2 separate regions of the Homo sapiens genome follow, and region 1 is linked to region 2. A link is an interaction called in ENCODE POLR2A ChIA-PET data of the cell type or tissue named here. Cell type or tissue: HepG2. All regions are shown on one strand. Links, peaks and the distances in the headings refer to the core of each region. The heading gives the core; the rest is flanking DNA. Region 1 overlaps RAD51B-AS1 (RAD51B antisense RNA 1). Region 2 has its middle 36 kb from the start of ZFP36L1.

Region 1 (9,431 bases), core at 2,120-6,119, 84 kb after region 2:
GCTAAGCTCATGAATGGACGCCTGCAAAACACACTGGGCTCTTTGCTTGAAAGCCACCAGAGCAAGACAAAGGATGCCTTCCCTGGCTGGATTCCTCAGCAGGGGGCTTGCCACACCTGCCTCCTCCAGAAGCGCCTGTGCAGGTGTAGACATGTACACCTTCCTGAACGTTGGCTCTGCCCCACCTAGTGTGCAGTGCAGATGCAAATTCCACTCTCTTGCAGCTACTTCTTGCAACTGCAGGCATGTCACGTAGCCCTAACTCCCCGGCTTTAGTTTCCAGAACTACAAAGCAGGAGCCACAGACACTCTAAACTCCCTGCCTTCTAGCAAATCTCCTAAAAGTTATTATGGATTGTTTCTGATCCTCTGGGACCTCCGTGGGTCAGCTTGCATTCCCAAACCAAATGCAGCCACTTGCCTTGGTCTAGCTTGCTTGGTGTCCCCAAATGTGGCTTACTATGAGGGTCTACAGCCAGCTTGCTGTGGTGGGGTTCTAGCTTCCATGTACCAGCTGAATGACCCAGGGCAAGGCACTTTAACCTCTCTGTGCCTAGGTTTCCTCGTCTCTAAAGTGGGATCATAGTTGCACTTACCCCATAGGCTGTAACATATGCAGTATGAACTCATGCGTTTGAGTTGAGTTAATTATATGAGTTAACACAAGTGTATGAGCTCATACTATACATGTAAAATGCTTAAACCAGTGCCTGGCACATAGTAAGAATCATTATAAGTGAAATAATAGTAATAATGATAGTAGGTATTATTATTCATGTTCCACCCCAATTATCATTCTAGTTCCATTTTTCTGACTTTCTCACCATAGCCTCAAGGCCTGGCCCTATCTGCCCTAGGTTGACTACTGCCATAAGCACTCCAAGGCTCACAGAAGCAGGGGATGGAAGAGAGGTTGAATGAAGCAGGTGGAGATGGAGGATTGAGAAGAGGATGTGGCTGGGCTGGAGGAGCAGGGAGAAGATAAAGACCATTAGAAATAGGATGAGAGAACAATGCCTGGGCTAACCCTCTCGGAGCTCTGAAGGCCCAAGGCAATGGCACAGTGTCTGTGGAATTGTCCCCATCTCTGGAGTCCCCCAGTATCTACCTTAATCTGATGTGTGTACCACAATGGAATAGAATGAATTAAACTTGAAGGACAGTTTATTCCTCAAGGCAGGTGGGAACTCCATCAAATGGAATTGAACAGCATTGGAAAGTGAGTGTATTAGCTGTATTTCTTCTCCTTTGACTTAGAATGGAAGGTTGAGAAGAACTGTGGCCTGTTCAACCCCAGGCCTTCTCTTAGCACTTTGTGTTACTGTGTTGGGGGCCAAAAAGGAATCAGGCATATCCTAGATGCCTAAGCAAGCTGTGAGAATAGGAGGGCCGTCTCATGCCCATTTGCCTGGACACTGAGTCACTTCCCTCTGTCATTCCTAAACCATCCTGTGGCACCATGTTGGATCTGTGCCAGATAAGTTCAGGAGACTTGGATTCTCCTCAAACTATGTCTCAGAAAAGCAGAGCCCTAACCCAGATTGTTTTAGACCCCTCCCCAACTCCCTGTGTTTGTTACTGACACCCTAGTCCCTGAGATAATCATCCCAAGAAAGGGAGGCAGGAGAGGCCTTGCTTGTCTACCTGCTACCTTTGTCCTCTCTCTCCTTTGCTTCTCCTCCAGGCTGGGCAGAGCTGTCTACTTTCCCTTGCTATCTGAGGGGAAGTTTTATTAGGCTGTCGACTGTCTTTTCTGAACTATGGCTTATGGTAAAGTCCCATTATCAGACCATCTGACTTGGCACTTTAAAGGAAGATTTTAAAATTTAGAAGTCTTTCCACAAAGCCTCTAGCAACTCAAGAGGGTTAGCATGGACCCCCAAGGCTGAGCAGCGGCCCATCGTCCAGGTGGCGTCCCCTTCCACAGGGAGAAGTGGGTCTGTGGCTGGGAAACCATAGCATGGCATGCCTTACAAGGGAAAGAGGGAACAGTGGTTTAAGACGCTCATTGGTGATACCCCTGGTCTACTTATGGAACATATGCCCCATTACACACATACCCCTGTGTAATGGGACTTCCCATTTTATACTTAGGGGTGTATATTTAAATAAGTGAGGGGGGCATACAACAAATGAAAGTACTCTTTTCTGAATGCTGAGAATATGCATGATTTTCACTTTTTCTTTTACTCATACACATTTTCTGACTTTCTACAACCAGTATGTTACCTTAGGATAGAAATAAAAAAATAAAATTGGTAACATTATATGTTATATAAAATTTTAATTAAAATATATATTCATTAAATATATCTAAAAAGACTTCTATATACCTCCTCATTTATATATTATACGATACATAATGTAACATATAATATGTATGATACATTAGAATACAGGTGACTACTCATAGAAAAATTCTGGAAGGAACACAATAACATGTTGTTTTCTAGTAGTGTTTTTCTGTATTTATTTTTGTAATTAGGAGGAAAACACGTGTGTATATGTAAGTATATACGTAAATGTGTGCATATATGTGTATATAGTGTGTACGTGTGTATACATATGTGTGTACACGTATATATGTATGTATATGTGTGTATGTGATGTATATGTGTATACAGTATGTGTGTATATATGTGTGTACAGTATTGTATATGTGTGTGTATGTGTGTATGCATGTATATATATGCAAGTGTGCGTATACCTGTGTACAGTATGTGTGTTTATGTGTATATGTGTGTGGATGTATATATGTGTGCATACAGTATGTGTATGTGTACATGTGTGGATGTATATATATGTGTGTACAGTATGTGTATGTGTGTGCATGTATAGATGTGTGTGTACAGTATGTGTGTGTGTGCACATATACATATGTGTGTGTACAGTATGTGTGTGCATGTATACATGTGTGTGCACAGTATGTGTACATGTATGAGTGTGCATGTACATATGTGTATGTACAGTATGTGTATGTGTGTACATGTATATATGTGTGCATATAGTATGTGTATGTGTACGTGTGTGGATGTATATATATGTGTGTACAGTATGTGTATGCGTGTGCATGTATAGATGTGTGTACAGTATGTGTATGTGTGTGCACATATACATATGTGTGTGCACAGTATGTGTATGTGTGTGCATGTATACATATGTGTGTGCACAGTATGTGTACGTGTGTGTGTGCATGTACATATGTGTATGTACAGTATGTGTATGTGTGTGCATACATATGTGTGTACATATGTATGTGTATGTGTGTGCGCGTACATATGTGTGTACATACATGTGTGTACAGTATGTGCATGTGTGTACATGTATATATGTGTGCATACAGTATGTGTACGTGTGTGCATGTATACATGTTTGCATACAGTATGTGTGTGTATGTGTGTGCATGTATATATTTGTGTGTACAGTGTGTTTATGTATGTGTGTTTATGTATATGTGTGCATACAATGTGTGTATGTGTGTGCATGTATATATATGTGTGTACATGCATGTCTTATGTGTATGTGTTTCACTATTTATGCTTCCTTTGGTGAAAACAAAACCTTCCAAGTTATTTTCAGATCATTTTTCTTGTTTGTTTTCCTGGTACAGATTAGCTATCTGCTTTTCTCAGCGTGAAAACAGGTACAACTTTTTTCCTGTGTTGATAGCTTCTAAATGTTGGACTTGGGCCTAAAGTGACTACAGGATTTTGTGCATGTTTAAGTTTGACCAATTCTGGCTAGTGCATGAAACCAGTCAGCACAGTTGAGTGAACTGTGGATGAACATCTAGAGTTGTTTACAAACAGCAAAAAACCCACCTAGTAGAGAATGTTCTGGACTTAATTCCTATGCATGAGGTACTGTGTTCTGTGGTTGCTGCCTGTCTTCAGGGGGATGTATTGCAGACTAATCAGGAGCACGATTCACAGTGCAAAGCAAGAGAAAGGTAATGCCTGTAACACCCTCTGAAGGGACACCATGAAGCTGCATCCTGGATGTCCAGGCCCCAGGGGAGATGAGTGCAATGATCTCATGGTTATTTTCCATCTCTTATGATCGATGGGATTTCCCTGATGCTTGTGTAGCTGTTTGCAATTTGTTCTTTGGCTAGTGCTTTCTAGATTGCTTTGAAGGAAAACACTGATTTCCCCATTTTATTCTGGGCTATATAACTAGCCAAGTTTTAGGTTCCCACCCTTTGTTTATAGATTTGCCTCAGGAATGATTATCCAATATAAAAATGGACCTGAGAGAAAGAAAGTTCTTAAATAGGTGGACCTAGACTCTCCAGAACCTCTGGCCAAGATGAGTTCATCTATAAATAAGGCCTCACTCTTCCAAACCCCAGCTCCTTTACCATTGGAGTTCTCTGACGGCAGAAAGGCCCTTGTCTCTGCCTAGAATTTTGAAATTCTCTGATGGAAGTTTTGGTGTAATGGCAAATGTCATTTTAAGGCCTCAGAATGTTTTCCACTCATCACAAGTCACCCTTCCATGAAGCAGTTCTTAAATCCTTCCCTAGCACTAGTAAGGATTGAGAAACAATAGAGGTTTCATGCTTTTGTCCAGATTGCATGGAAAGTTCCAGGGGTTACAGGAGGGAAGGATGGGGAGGAGAACAAAAACAGAACGTCTGGGTCTCAGGATATCCAGCTTAAAATATTAGCCTCTGGGACTCACAGCTTCAAACATGTCACTGAGTCTATAAATACCATTATCATCACCTGGAGTTGTAAAGTGAACATTGTTTAGCTTCTCTGGCTTTGCGTTTATGGTCTTGTTTGCCTGCTGGACACTGTCCACCCAACTGTCCTGTGGGATTCTAGGACTATCAAGGGACTGTCTGGAAAGGAAAACCCATTATACCACTGACCCCAAGAAGGCAGCACCTGGAACCACTCTCGCAGTTTTTGCTGAACATTATAGTTCTTCCTGGTTATGCATCTTTTTGATCACTTACATTTTTTTTTTTTGATAACCAGTCAAAGCCATCAGTATTTCCTAAGGCCCTACAGTGTTCAGAGCACTGTGGAGGCATCCTTGGGGCATATAAGGAATTCTGAGACAAGGTTAGGGGACACACAGATTCATTAAAGCCAACATATCTGAAACAGAACATACAAGGCGGTTTTCAATAATTAAACTGTCTATGGTAGGCAAAAAATGCAGTGAGCACAGGAGGGGCAATGTTAACTCCATGCTCCCCAGAGGTTGTCGGAGGCGGGGTGTTGGGGGAGAGAGCAGAGTTGAAGCTGGACCACTTAGAAGATGGGCACAGTCTAGACAGATATTTCAAGCAAAGGGAATGGAATGAGCAAGGACAAAGAGCAGGGATGGAGGAGGATAGGGGGTGGGTTTGTATGTCTGGCCAAGGTGAATCCACATAGGGGAGGGCATGGTACAGCAAACTGGAGATGTGGTAGGATAGGGTTACATTATGTAGGGCTTTGAAAGCTTCTTTTTCACTGTAAGTTCCTGTGCAATATTTTCCAAATAAAAACATGTTGCCAGCAGTGGCTTGTCTAAAAATCTGACATTTGCCTTGGACTTCTTCCTCCTATCTCCTTCCTCAACTGGCCCACCTAGTGTAAGTCTCAAAGCACACGGACCAACCCAGGATGGATGGTTTGCCCAGTTATCATGGGTGCCCCTTGGACAGTCCAAACTGGCTTTCCCTTGGCAGGGAGTTTCATTTTGCCAACAGAGCTAGACTGGGAAGAGACTGGATCAGGCGTTTGGGCTGTATCTCCCCAGGCTACCATCTTGGGGGGGCCAGCAGCAGACGCCAGGAGCTGGCTGGCATCAGGGTGCAATCTGGTCATCACAGAAGAGACCCTTATCCTTGGAGGGTCTGTGAGCCCACAAACAGCTGTTTGGCTTGGCTCGCCTTGGCTAGTAGCATTTCCAGCAGAGATGAGCAGGAGATGGATGGGTGGTGGAGAGCTGGCAGTGATAAGAAAGAAAGGGTCTTTGGTACTGAAATGAGATATTTGTGTCTCTATCTTCAAATGGACAAGTTCTGGCCTTCGACCACTTTGCTGGCAAACTTAAGTTTTTCCATTGTTGCCTGAAGCACTCCAGTGGAAGATGAGAGTGGATGGACCTGCCAGGGCTGCTCTCCACATGAGAGGAGGATTAAAAGTAGCAAGTGGCCAGGAGGGCAAGGGCTGTGCAATGAGACAGAGGATGTGAGGGGTCAGGATGTGAGAGGAAAAGCCATTGCTGGGCATGGCTGGGGACTGGAGGCTCCCAGGGATGGGAACTATGGCAGCAGTTCTGGGCTTTTTCCACATCTGTCACCCTGGCCTAGTGCCCTCTCCTTGGATTCATGAGACCAAGAAGCAAATGTAAGGGAGGAAGGACTTTTCAGCAGAAATGCCCATAAAGAAAGACTTAGTCCCACCAGCTGAACTGCAGAGGGGTGGGCCGGGGGGCACTTGCCACTCTTCCCTGACTCCTAACCATGACTTTCTCACTCAAAAACCATCCATCTGTCCACTGTTCCACCAAGCCCCGGAGCCCCATGCTGATTTCCTTTTGGAAGAGCCCCAGCTCCCAGGGTGACCTCAGCAACAGCAGGGCCCACGGACGGTTCCAATCCCAAACTTCCCGTCACAAGGAAGGGTCGGCCTGGTCTGTGGAAGTTACAATAACATAGTGGCTGTTTATGAGCAAGAGCCCTCAATAAAGTCATCGGGACGGTTCTCTCGGCAGCGTGTCTAATCTTCTCTGGCTGCCATTCTGGGCGCTTGGCTCCTGATCTATTTTGGTCTCTCTCTTCTTTGACTCATTCTGGGACTTCCGTGCCATTAATCTGAGCCCCCCACCAGGGCCTGGTCCCACCAGCAGGCAGACAATTCAGAATTAGCTGCAGTCATGGTTGTCCAAACTGACAGGCAGGGAAACTGAGGCACAGCAGGTCGCAGGTCCTTGTCTCATCTCCCACAGTGACCCGGCAGCACAGCTGCCAGCAAGGCCCAGGGTTCTGGCTGGGGCTTTAGCTCTGGAGTTGTTACAGAAGGCCAGGGGCCATGTGAAATTTCACAAAGCTCTTACTGGGCCCCACTTGGTTACAAATCCCAGGGCTCTGCTACAAATGTGATTGTGATGGGAATGCAATGGGGGTGGGGAGTGTGTGTGTGTGTGTGTGTGTGTGTGTGTGTGTAAGTGGCGGGTTTGATAGTGTGTTTGAAAGCCTTGCATGCCTGGAATTTGACAAGCACGGAATAAAGACCAGAAAACCCAAAATAATGGGGAAGAAAGAACAAAGAGTCTTCCCAAAGCCATGGTTCAAGCTGTGGGCAAATGTCTTCCTGTTTCTCATCCAAAAGTCCCTGCCCCTAGGCCCAAGGGGCTGGCTGGGCTGGTTTGGCCAGTCCAGGGCCATTCTGCAGCCTCAGGCCTCTCTAGATGTGGCCTACGTGCTCTGGAGAGGGAAGCAGGGGAGGCAGGGAGGCAGTTAGGGCTTTAGACACTTTCTAGGTGCCTCAGGGGGCCTACATATTTCCTATGTAAAGTTCAGTCTGTTTGCAATTAGACTTCTCTTCTTTGCTTATTTCCGGAGGGATTATAAATAGTGAAATCAGCTTAATTTGGCTCTCTCTGAGATCAAGAGGCCACTGTTTCCAACAGTCTGAAAATACCAAGCAGTCCCACCCACATCCATGGGTCATGCCACGTGGCAGGCCTGGTAGGCTCTCCGTGATGAAGGAACTTTAAGTTGCATGAGTTTTCAACAGGTAAGACTCTTTCTGGACTCTAGCAAAGATATCGTCTTTTCAACTTCAACTAAAATAGAAAGAATCCAGCACTGTTTAGGTCTTGAAATCCTCTTTCTTTCCTTAATGAGCTCAAAGCTGTAAAAGGTCTTTCGGGAAAACCCATCTTGGTTCAATTACTTTACCAGTTTTAGACTTTTCTTGGGGATTTGGGCACAGAGAAGATCCTGAGCTGCTTCAGACATGCAGATGCTGCCCCTGACTTGTCACCTTCAGCACAGCAGGTGTCTGAGGTCATTTAACCAGCGATTGGGAGAGATGTCACGGATCAGCGTGCCTGGGGGTGCAGGAGAACAGCCCGCCATCTGTGAGATGACTCGGGCGGCAGAGGGGAGCCATGGATCATAATTCCTTTATGCTCTACCTTAGTCAGAATGGGAATGGCTACTGCTGTAGTGACAAATAGATCCCCATGTCTCAATGGTTATGCCACCTGAAATGTGGCTTCAAGATTGCTGCCATCACAGACAGAGCTGGAGGGCTGCTGTGATGCTTTTAAAGACAAGCCTTGAAAGTGGCTGACATGACTCTGTCCACATCCGTTTGGCCAGGATCTAGTCATATGGCCTCCACCTAACGGCAGGGGAGGCCGGGAAGTGGAGTGGAATGCGTGGTTTTCGATGAGCAGGTATCATCTGGGGCTTTGACCTGGAGTCATCAGCCACAGGCCCTGAAGCCTAATGAAGGTCCTCAGACAAAACTCTCATGAGGCTGTGGACAGAGTGGTGCTGAGGACTGACAGAACTTGCTGATTTGCCATCCCACCATCCCCTGCTGGCACAGATGCCCCCAGGAATGTGGCTGCTTCGAGGAAGTATCCTGGAGGGTGACCCCAGGGTTGATGTCAAGATGGAGCCTTTAGCAGGTAACTGGGGAGAAGAAAAATGAGCACCTGGGTATTCATTGAAGCAGATATTTCCCAGACCCTCAGCAGCCAGGGGTGAGGCCCTTTCATGGACAGCACAAGGATTGGTAATCACTTGTTTCCCAGCAGACCCAGGCCAGGGAAGTGCTTCTTTACATCTGCCTCAGATGAGGATCTCCCACAGGCCTCACAACGGGGAAAATGCTTTCTCCTGCTGGAGTTACCTTACTGAAGGCTGATCTGCCTTCAGTTAGGTCTGTGGATACATCCTTAGTTTTTGGGGATCCACGGGGCAGGGTGTAAGTGTTTTTCTGGCATGGTAGCTGGGAGGAGAATTCCTCAAACAGTGAAAAGTAAACCAATGGAGATATAATAAATAAGAGCTGACTTACATACTTTAACCACAACAGAAATAGTAAAGCATTCTGTCCAGACTGAATTGAGCAATCATCATTAATTTTCTTCCATCTGGGAACTAACAGAGCTTTGTCAAGGGTTCATTATTTGCAGTGTCTACCTTAGTGTTGGCCTGGGAATCCAAAGCTGAACCCTCACTAATATATGGAGGAGCATGGGGGAATATTGGCTCCAGCTGGATGTAATGGTTAATTTTATGTGTCAACTTGGCTAGGCTATGGTGCCCAGCTATTTGGTCAAATACTTGTCTAGATGTTTCTGTGAAGGTAGTTTTTATATTTGATTTACAATAAAGTCAACATTTACAACCAGCTGACTTTAAGCAAAGCAGAGAAACTGCCAAAATAGGTGTGGACTTCATTAATCAG
Region 2 (9,431 bases), core at 2,649-6,648:
GGTTGAGGCTGAGCTGCAGCTTGTCCAGGGAGGGCCTGACTCCCTTGAAGCTGTCTGCAACTGCCCCCCATCTCCATTGTGCCCTCCTAGGTGGCAGTGAGAAGGATTCAGAACTCCTTGCTTAAGGCCAACCCTCCCCCTACTGCCCGCCCCACTTCCAAGTGCTCGAGTCACTCCCAAGACCCCCAGCAAGTCATCCATTTCCCCCTACTCATTCTTGTCTTTACTCCATTCCACTCAATAGTTACTGAGGCGTATTGACTCTCTGGCACTAGCACACACACCTTCATTGGGTTAGGCTCCATACCTTGGTCCAGGAAATCCCAGAGCTGGGAATATTAAGTTTAATGGGTCAGGGTACAGGCTCTAACATCAGGGTTCGAAGTCTGTAACTCAGTGACCTGGGGCAAATCTCTCCATATTTTTGCATCTCAGTTTCCTTATCTATAAAATAGATAACAGTAGAACCTACTGCATAGACTGTTGGCAGATTACATGAGAGCATTCCCATAGAAGGCTTTGTGCGTAGTGAGTGGTCAATGAATACTAATGGCTACTGTTTATGTACAGCAGCTGTTCACTTTGGGAAAAGGAAATGGTTAGGAAGGAATCTTTTTTTTGAGAAAGTAACACAATAATATTAAAGATATCTACCTTAACAGCAACTATTTTTAGTTTTAATATTCACTTCCACTACTTATTTTGAGATCATGATTAAAAAAATCCAGAAGTCTAGGGAATTTGTATGTTTTCTTTTCTTTTGATCTACTCCAGTAAACCTGCTATATATATAGACTCAATAAGTGACTGTGGGTGTGGGATCTACACCCATGCCCAAGCCTAGAGGTGAGAACCCTGGATTTGGATTCCTGTTCATCCCTGAAGTCTTGTGTGACTATGGGTATGTTTCTTAGTATCTTGGAACCTGTTTCTCCTCACCTGTTAAACGAGGATACTAACCCTCTCCATGGGTTATGAGAAGTAGCTCTAATGTGGGCAAAGTGCCCAGCATAGAATAGAGGATTAATAAATGCCAGCTCCCAGCCTCTCTCTCTGATTCAGTGTGGGGTTCAGAGGATTGTAAGTACCCAGGGGTTGGTACCACCAGGCTGGCCCCAGCCCACCTCCCACCTTCCCATACTAAGCCCTGGAATTCACCTGAGAGCACTGGGGCTCTGGCCTACTTTAGAGACTGGGGGTCAACCAGCCTCCAGTTTACTTTGCTGACACAACTGTGGGGAAAGAAGGGGACATGTGAGCTTCTTCTGGGTCAGAGAGGACCTGGGAGTGGGAGAAGGCAAGGGCGAAGCTGTTTCCTGAGAGCCCTTGTGGGTTCTACCCGTTTATGGCCAGGGTGGGCTGGCAACTGTTGGGAAGAAGGACTGTGGGGGCGTGTTGGGGGGGTGAGCTGGGGATTGCAAAGCTCAGAAAGCTCAGAAAGAGTCAGGCACAAGGAGAGAGAAGCTGTGGTGATTAAGAGAGGAGTCCATTAAATCAGGCTGGTGGGAGCAACCTGGCTGAGTTACCTAAGTCCTCCGCCACCCCCGGCCAACAAAGGGCCTTTCTCAAATACAGAAAGGAGAATATTGTATTCATAATGAGTAATCGCATATGTCTTCAGAACATTTTCAAATCAGAGCATTCTTTTACATCCATTTTCTAATTTCAACCTCACCAAGAGGCAGGGAAAGGGAGGTAATATTCCTATTTGACAAATGAGGAAATGCAGGTTCAAAGGGGTGAAGAAATTTGACCACATGCATGTAGCTGCTGAGCTGGAATGCAAACCTGGCCTTCTAGTAGCAAGGTACCTGCAACTGAAGGATCAGCAGGCATCTTCCAGGCAACTAGTGGTTTGGGTACTAGAATAATTTAGAATTTCCTCCATCTGAAAAAAATGTTAAAATAGAAAGACTGTCTGGCCCTCTTTCTTTTCCAGATTCATCGGCTTCTTTTCTGACTTGGGCATTAATCTCCATGCAGAGAAGCTCTCCTGGGGGCAGTGCCCCTCCGAGGAGTAGCAGCATCCTGTAGATGGGAGGGACTTAGGGCAGCCCTACGGAAGGATTTTCAGAGCTACTTGTTAACAGGCGACTAAGTGAGGTTGCAAAATCACGCTGTCTGCGCATCAGCTGTCACCCATAGGATTAGGGGCCTCTCCATTTAGTCTGTATCTAAGAGATCACACTAACAAACAGTGTGAATGTGAGCCTTGGGAAGGCCCCTTTACCTCTCTGGGCATCAGTTTGCTCATCTGTAAATGGATGAACTTACCTTCATTTGACTTTCTGTGTGCAGGTTGGTGGAGCAAACATTTCCGGAATTCCTGGAAACCAGTCTGTCTCTGCCATTACCAAATGGTAGCCCTGGATCTGTGGCGGTCTCTCTGGGTCATGGTTTCTTCATGTGTAAAATGCAGAGGGGTGGCTCTTTAGGGTCCTTTCAGCCCTAACATTCTCTGCAGAAGCCAGTCACCAGGCCTGGGCTAGAAGAAACTGTTGGAAAGTGAGGCCTAGGGCCGGCCTGCATGGGTCTGAACGAGGAGACCTTGTGGGTGAGCTGGGGGTGATAGAAGCCAGTGGAGGGGAAGGGTCAGGGGGAGGGACTGGAAGTTAGGAGTTGGGATTAGGGAAGAGGGAATCGAGATCCCTGGCTAACCTGTCAGGACCTTGCCCATCTATCTGGGCTATCTCCAAAGAGGTTCCTAGAGCCCGAGCCCAAGGTCCTGCCTGGGGAGACCCTCTGAGGAGGCTGGAGTCAGCTACACCCCTCTGCTCAGGGAGATGAGCCTTCTTACCTGGCAGCCTCACCTGGCAAGCTCTCTGCTCAGTGGACCTTCCCCACCTGAGGCAGGGAAGGATAGAAATCCCCCAGCTGGGCCTTGCCATAGCTAGCCTGGGGTTAAAACTAGGCTCTCTAGGCAAACAGTGTCTTTGCTATCTTGTGTTTGGAACCCAGCATGGAGGAAAGGTGGAGTCCACAGCAGCCAGTTGTGTCCAGCGCAGCCTGCTGTGTTATCTTGGTGCAGGGCAGCTCACAGGGAGGCGGGCCTGCAGATAATGGCCAAACTGTGTTCACCCCGTTCATCAGACTCCTTCCCATCAGGGCCACTGCTTTTTCTTTAAACAATTACTGTGGAGCCAGCTCCAGTCCAGCTGCTTTGGGAGACCTAGGAATGTATTCTTTCTTTCATGGACCCGGGAGAGGGGTGGAGAGGTCTTGTGGTATCCTGGCAGATAATGCAACCTGTTTCAGTCTTGCCACTCACTTCTGGCAAGCCCTGTCTCCCCTCTGTGATCCAGTGTCTCCATCTTTAAAATAAGGAGGAGAGTCCCTTTGGCCACCCCTCTTCCCCTGGCTCATGAGGACATATGGGGATACATGAGGTCTTGTCTATCACAGAGCTGTGGGTCTTTAGGGAGGCCCTCAGAAAACACCAGCTGCTGTTGTTGGTTATGGGGATCTAGGTTCAAGAAGAGCCTGGTGGTGTTATTTATTACTCATGAAGTCCTGGCCACCATGCTGATCCCAGGCGGGACGTGGTTAGCCAGTCCTAGACTGAGCAGGAAGCCAAATGAACTTCCTTTTTTTTTTTTTCTTTTTTTAGAACAATCTCAAGAAGCCTGGTGCTCTGAGCCCTCAGAGTCAGCTGATGCCCCTTGCCCAGTAGCCAGGGTAGAGGTGGGGGTGTCAGTTTCTGCATCTAGGCCCCTGAGTATTCTTGGGAAATGACGCATGCTGTCACCAGCTGTACAGGCCATTACCCGTTGAAAAAATGTGACTGTGGGGGCCATTAGCCCCAAGAGTTCAGCACCCTCTGCAGTGGGAGGGTAAGAGCTACAGAGCTTAGGAAAGGTGCCTCCTATCAGCTGGAGACTAGAGCCTTAAACTCAGAGTCTGAAGGCGGATTGCACTTCTGCTGCATGCCAGCCACGTAATCCTTAGGAGGAATGAAAGCTCTCTATGCCTTTGTTTCCCCATCTGTAAAACCAGCACTGTAAAAGAATAATACGTGCCTTGTAGGGTTGTTACAAGAAGAAAACATAATCTAAAATGTTAATGGATGGTCCTAGTAGAACATTTGGTGCGTAGAAAATGCTCAGTAAGTGAAATAGAAGGGAGAGAAGCTAGGATGTGAGTTTAAGACATGTGGACAGAGAACATCCCAACAAGCTGTCCTAATCTTGAAATGCATGAACTGAAAATAGCGTGGGCTGCAGGTCCCCCAAGCACAGACTCAATGGCATGGCTGATGACATTAGTCCAGGGCTGTCCAGCCTGGGCAACAGCATTCTTATTTGGATTAAGGGAATAGAAGTTGCAGAGTAGAAGCAGCTTCCTAGAAGGATCCACCGTCCTTCCACCGAAGCCCACAAGCAGGTGAGGTGAGCTCCTTCAGGCCCAGAGCTCAGAGGCCTTTATAGATAGGTGTGAGGAGCCAGAGTGGGTTTTGTGGTCAGAGCCCAAGGCTAGGCATGGAGAATTCTGTTTTCCTGAAGCTGGCTGTTTCGTCACCTGGGACAAATTTCCTAACCAGTCATCCCCAGGTAAAGGGGAAGGCCGCAGACAATGGGCTTTTGGCCTTCTGCTTCTGAGCCCACTGATCTTGATGTGTCATTTGACCTCTCAGCTGTGGTTACCCCTGTGGGAGATGGGGATCATAACCAACTCTCCTGGAGGAGGGTGGTGAGAATGGAATGATGCGATGGCTGAGGTCCCCGCGTGCATCTGCATGGCCAGGTGAATGAAAGGGGGTGCTGTGAAGAGCCATCTACACCTCTGTCAAGGGGCAGGGACTGGTCACCACTAGGATCTTCTCCATCCTGAACACTGCCTTGGGGAGCTTAGGTAAAGTGAATCACCCAAGGGGTAGGGAAGAGGAGAAGGCTGACTGGGAGGAAGGCTCCAGGTTAAATTTTTTGGTGCCACCTTAAGAGAAATCTGTTTGCAGCCTTAATTCATCTGTAAACCAGGCAAGTCCTACCCGCCTTCCTAACAGAAGGAGCAAATGAGAATTAATTAGTAAATGTGGCTGTCAAACTTGGTCCGTGTTATTATTAACTTAATGTGTTTGTTTAAAAGGGGGAGGCTGGCTTGCTCCAGTCTACAGGCAGGCGTGTGAGCTGCTAGCCTGCCGGCCAGGTCTGATGAAAAATCCTGTAGATTGTTTCCACATGGGAGTTTACAACACAGATAATTAGTTGCAGTGGTGGAAGGCCTTGGAGGCGAGGGATGATGGATTCTGATGATGGATTTTGCAGTCCTTGGGGGGCAGAGGTGTTCTCTAAGGGAGGAGTTGTTGTACTAGGGAGAAGGCGCCCCAGGGGCTTAGGCAACACAGCCTGAAGCCAGCAGGCAGGGTGACCAAGGGGGTGGCCCCTGCTGTCCCAGATGGTTGGGGAGGCGTGGGGAGTGCTGCACACAGGCCATGCATGTATGCATGTATTCCTGGAGCGTGCAGGTGTCTGGGGCTTTCTCACAGGCAGATCTACCGTGCTGCTCCAGAAGATACCAGATGCTCAGCCAACCCACTGCATGCACCAGCTGCATAATGTAGTGCCCACTCAGCTGGAGTGGGGGGGGGGGGGTAGGTGGAGACCAGTGTTGAAAGGATGGTTTGTAATGAACAACTTCATTTTTCTAATATGTGCTGGTGCGTAAGGGTTAGCAGGTAGAGTCTCTGCTGTAAATGACACTTGAATACACTCTGTGGCTTCAGCTTTGCCCACTTTGGTTTCATGAACTGTCCTAATCTTGGGATGCATGAATTGAAAATAGCGTGAGGTGAAAGTCCCCCAAGGATAGACTCAATGACATGGCTGATGACGTCTGTCCAGGGGTCACCCACTGACCTTTCTTGCTGTATATTGGTTTCTCATGCTTCTCAGTCCTTCCTTCCAAGGCTAAAATCATGGACTCTGGAGCTAGGCTACTTGGATTTAAATATTGGCTCCACCACTTACTAGCTGTGCAACTTTGGTTGTTTTTTTGTTTTGTTTTGAGATAGAGTCTCACTCTGTCACACAGGCTGGAGTGCAATGGTGCGATCTTGGCTCACTGAAACCTCTGCCTCCTGGGTTCAAGCAATTCTCATGCCTCAGCCTCCAGAGTAGCTGGGACTACAGGTGCATGCCCCCACATCCAGCTATTTTTTGCATTTTTTTTGTAGAGATGGGGTTTTGCCATGCTGCCCAGGCTGGTCTGGAAATCCTGGCCCCAAGTGATCCACCTGTCTCGGCCTCCCAAAGTGCTGAAATTACAGGCGTGAGCCACAGCACCTGGCCTAGCTGTGCAACTTTGGGCAAGTTACTTAAACTCTCCATGTCTCAGTTTCCTCATCTGTAGAATGGGAGTGATGATACTTTATATGTTGGTTGGGGGGATGGAATAAGTTAACATTTGTAAAGCGTTTAGACCACTGCCTAGTGCATAATAAATGCTGTATAAATACTGGTTAAACAAATGAATGAGTTCTGGTTGCCCTAAGGAGACTGGTTGCCCATGTCTCTATATGATTACCTCTCCTCTAAGCCATTTCAACACACAGTAAGAACAGTGTGTTTGCTATGCACTTAACATTCCATTTTGTAGCTCTCCCCCTATCTAGAAGCTGCCCTCCCCTGAGCACATTAGGGTTCTGTGAGCCCATTTTCCTCTTTGGGGCCCCCACATTCTGTCTGCTGCTGTGATCTTTGTTATCCGAGGTCAACATGGCGAAACCCTGTCTCTACTAAAACCACAAAAATTAGCCGGGCGTGGTGGTGGGCTCCCGTAATCGCAGCTACTTGGGAGGCTGTGGCAGGAGAATCACTTGAACCCGGGAGGCGGAGGTTGCAGTGAGCCGAGATTGCCACTGCACTCCAACCTGGGTAACAGAGCGAGACTGTCTCAAAAAAAAAAAAAAAAAAAGATCCCTCTATGTCGGGCAGGGTGAGACCAGCCCCTACCTACACATGAATCCTTGCTGTGCAGCTGCCTCCAAATGTTGGTGATGACCTTGAACTGAGGAGAGCACTGTCCCGGTGGCACGTAGGACAGGGGTACAATGGAGTGCTACTGTGTCCTTTGGAGTTCTGTTTGATGTCTGGAGTCCTTGGAGTCCCTGTGGCTATCTGCTGCTCTGGTTTTGCATGGGGTTAGGCCAGAGTCTTCTTGTATCACTAAAGGACATTTTATTGACTGTCTGCTCATTCCTTACCTACTTTATTGTGACCCGACTCATTATTTTCAGCAATAAAGATAGAACACTGTTGAAAAGAGCTGGAAAATAAGAGCTATACAGATAAGTAATTGGCAACACACTTCTCCCTGGAACCTGAGCAGACCATGTGGTTAAACGTGTGTGCAGGTGTGTTGTGTGTTTATCAAGCATCTTTAACAGGTTCACACCTTTGACATCATAATATCACTTCTGGGAAACCACCCTAAAGAAATGCTATAAAATTTGCAAGATGCTTTATGCACACAGATGTTGTACACACAGTTATTTATAAAAGAATACACTGGAAACAACCGAAATGTCCAGCATTTCATATAAGGTTATGTACAACCACGGTTGCACTAATTTTAGTGGTTTTCAACCTTTCGTAAGTTCATGAGTTGCTTGAGAAACTTACTAAGATGAAGACTCCCAGCCTCCTCCCCTAGAGATTTTGATTTAATGGATCTGGGGTGAGATCCAAAAGTCTGCATTTTTAACATACCACATATAATTTTGATGCAGATGTTCTGCAGTTCGCATTTGAGAAAACTGATCAACTTGATGGGATATTTTACAGTCATTTAAAATGATGTTTGAAGAGAGATTATAATAACATGGAGGAATTCTTTATAACTAAAAAAGTATGAAAATTGTGTATATAACTGCATCCAATTATGAAATACAACTATATAGAACAAAGCAAAAATATACAAAAATATAAACACAGGTGGTCTCAGCATGGTAGAGTTATGGCGATTTTCTTCTTTTTTCTGCATTTTCTACATTTTCCAAAATTTCTAAAAGCAAGCATTATTTTTATCATAAAAACTCATATGCCTGTAATCCTAGCACTTCAGGAGGCCGAGATGTGTGGATCACTTGAACCCCGGAATTCGAGACCAGCCTGGGCAACATGGTAAAACCCCGTCTCTAACAGAAAATGCAAAAATTAGCTGGGCATGGTGGCTCATGCCTGTAGTCCCAGCCACTAGGGAGGCTGAGGCGGAAGGCGGAGGTTGCAGTGAGCTGAGATTATGTCACTGTACTCCAGCCCGGGTGACAGAGTGACACCCTGTCTCAAAAACAAAAACAAACAAACAAACAAAACACACATAGGCTTATAATTTTAAGACAGACAGTATCCTCCTTGGAACAAATTCAAGGGCTTTAGCTTGTTCACCCTCTTTCCTGGGATTTATATGCTGAAAAGTTCCATTTTCTCTTTGAAGAGACTGAAGGACCCTGAAGCAGAGTGAGGCTGGTCTCTTCAACTTCAGATGGGCCAAACCCCTTTTGGAAGTGCCTTCACACTCAGCTTTACCTACAGACCTTTGATAAGCTTCCGGAGTTAGTGAAGGTGCATTCAGCCCTGTTAGTGGTTGTTAAGATAAAAAGAATACTTAGCCTGGGATAGCATTTTATTTTGCGGAGCTGAACTATCTTAATGTCATTCTCTTGAGGATTTTTTTTTTAGATATTACAGTTTGTACAGGACAGTGAGGCCCTGTGTCAAGATGTTGGAAATAAGGAAAACAAAGTTGTCTGCTGAGAGCTGCATGTATAATTGGTAGGTCCATCATAACAAAATTCCAAGCCTGCGTGGCTTAAAAAGCAGAAATTCATTGTCTTACAGTTCTGGAGGATAGAAGCCTGAGATCAAGGTGTTGGCAGGGTTGGTTCCTTCTGAGGGCTGTGAAGTAGGATCTGCTCCAAGCCTCCCTCCTTAGCTTGCAGATGGCTGTCTTCGCCCTGTGTCTTCCCCTGGGCTTCCTTCTGTATGTATTTGCATCCAAATTTCCTCTTCTTATAAAGACAGCAGTCATACTGCAGTAGGGCCACCCCAATGACCTCATTTTAACTTAAGTACCTCTTTAAATACCCCATCTCCAAGGAAGGTCATATTCTGAGATACTAGGGCTTAGGGCTTCAACATATGACTTTTTTGGGTGATTCCAGTCACCCTATAACGATGCATTGCTAAGTGACCGACAGTAGGACACAGAGCTGTGCAGACTCTTAAAGAGTTGGAATGGGTTCCTGACACGTCTGATTTAACTGTCAGATAGCTTGAAAAGTAAAAGTGAGAGGCAATGTGGGCTGTTTCCACTGGGACCTGATCAAGGAGGGAGAGCTTGGGCCCAGAATTGCCATCGGGCTGATCCTGGGGAAAGGCAGGTACCCCTGTGGTAGAGACAAACTCATCAGCTTAACTTGCGTCTATCCAGATCCA

What was found. Peaks named below come from ENCODE experiments on the same cell type or tissue, not always from the same donor. Only the 100,000 strongest peaks of a DNase experiment are listed, where the experiment ranks them.
Region 1: POLR2A ChIA-PET joins it to region 2 with 5 read pairs; 9 of 35 experiments call an interaction of 5 or more read pairs at or near these places.

The regions. Positions count from the first base shown.
Region 1 is chr14:68,667,365-68,676,795 of GRCh38, reverse strand. The region is part of intron 2 of RAD51B-AS1 (RAD51B antisense RNA 1); the gene reads left to right. It also overlaps a transcript of RAD51B not described here. Among named protein-coding and RNA genes, the nearest start is that of RAD51B-AS1, 13 kb to the left of the region's middle. RefSeq lists enhancers at 1-471, 6,358-6,858, 6,859-7,359 and a silencer at 4,450-4,744. In HepG2, for the core only: no CTCF peak of the experiment used is centred there; no DNase peak of the experiment used is centred there.
Region 2 is chr14:68,752,060-68,761,490 of GRCh38, reverse strand. No RefSeq gene overlaps it. Among named protein-coding and RNA genes, the nearest start is that of ZFP36L1, 36 kb to the left of the region's middle. In HepG2, for the core only: no CTCF peak of the experiment used is centred there; DNase peaks (open chromatin) are centred at 3,776, 4,544 and 6,610; H3K4me3 peaks cover 1,158 bases.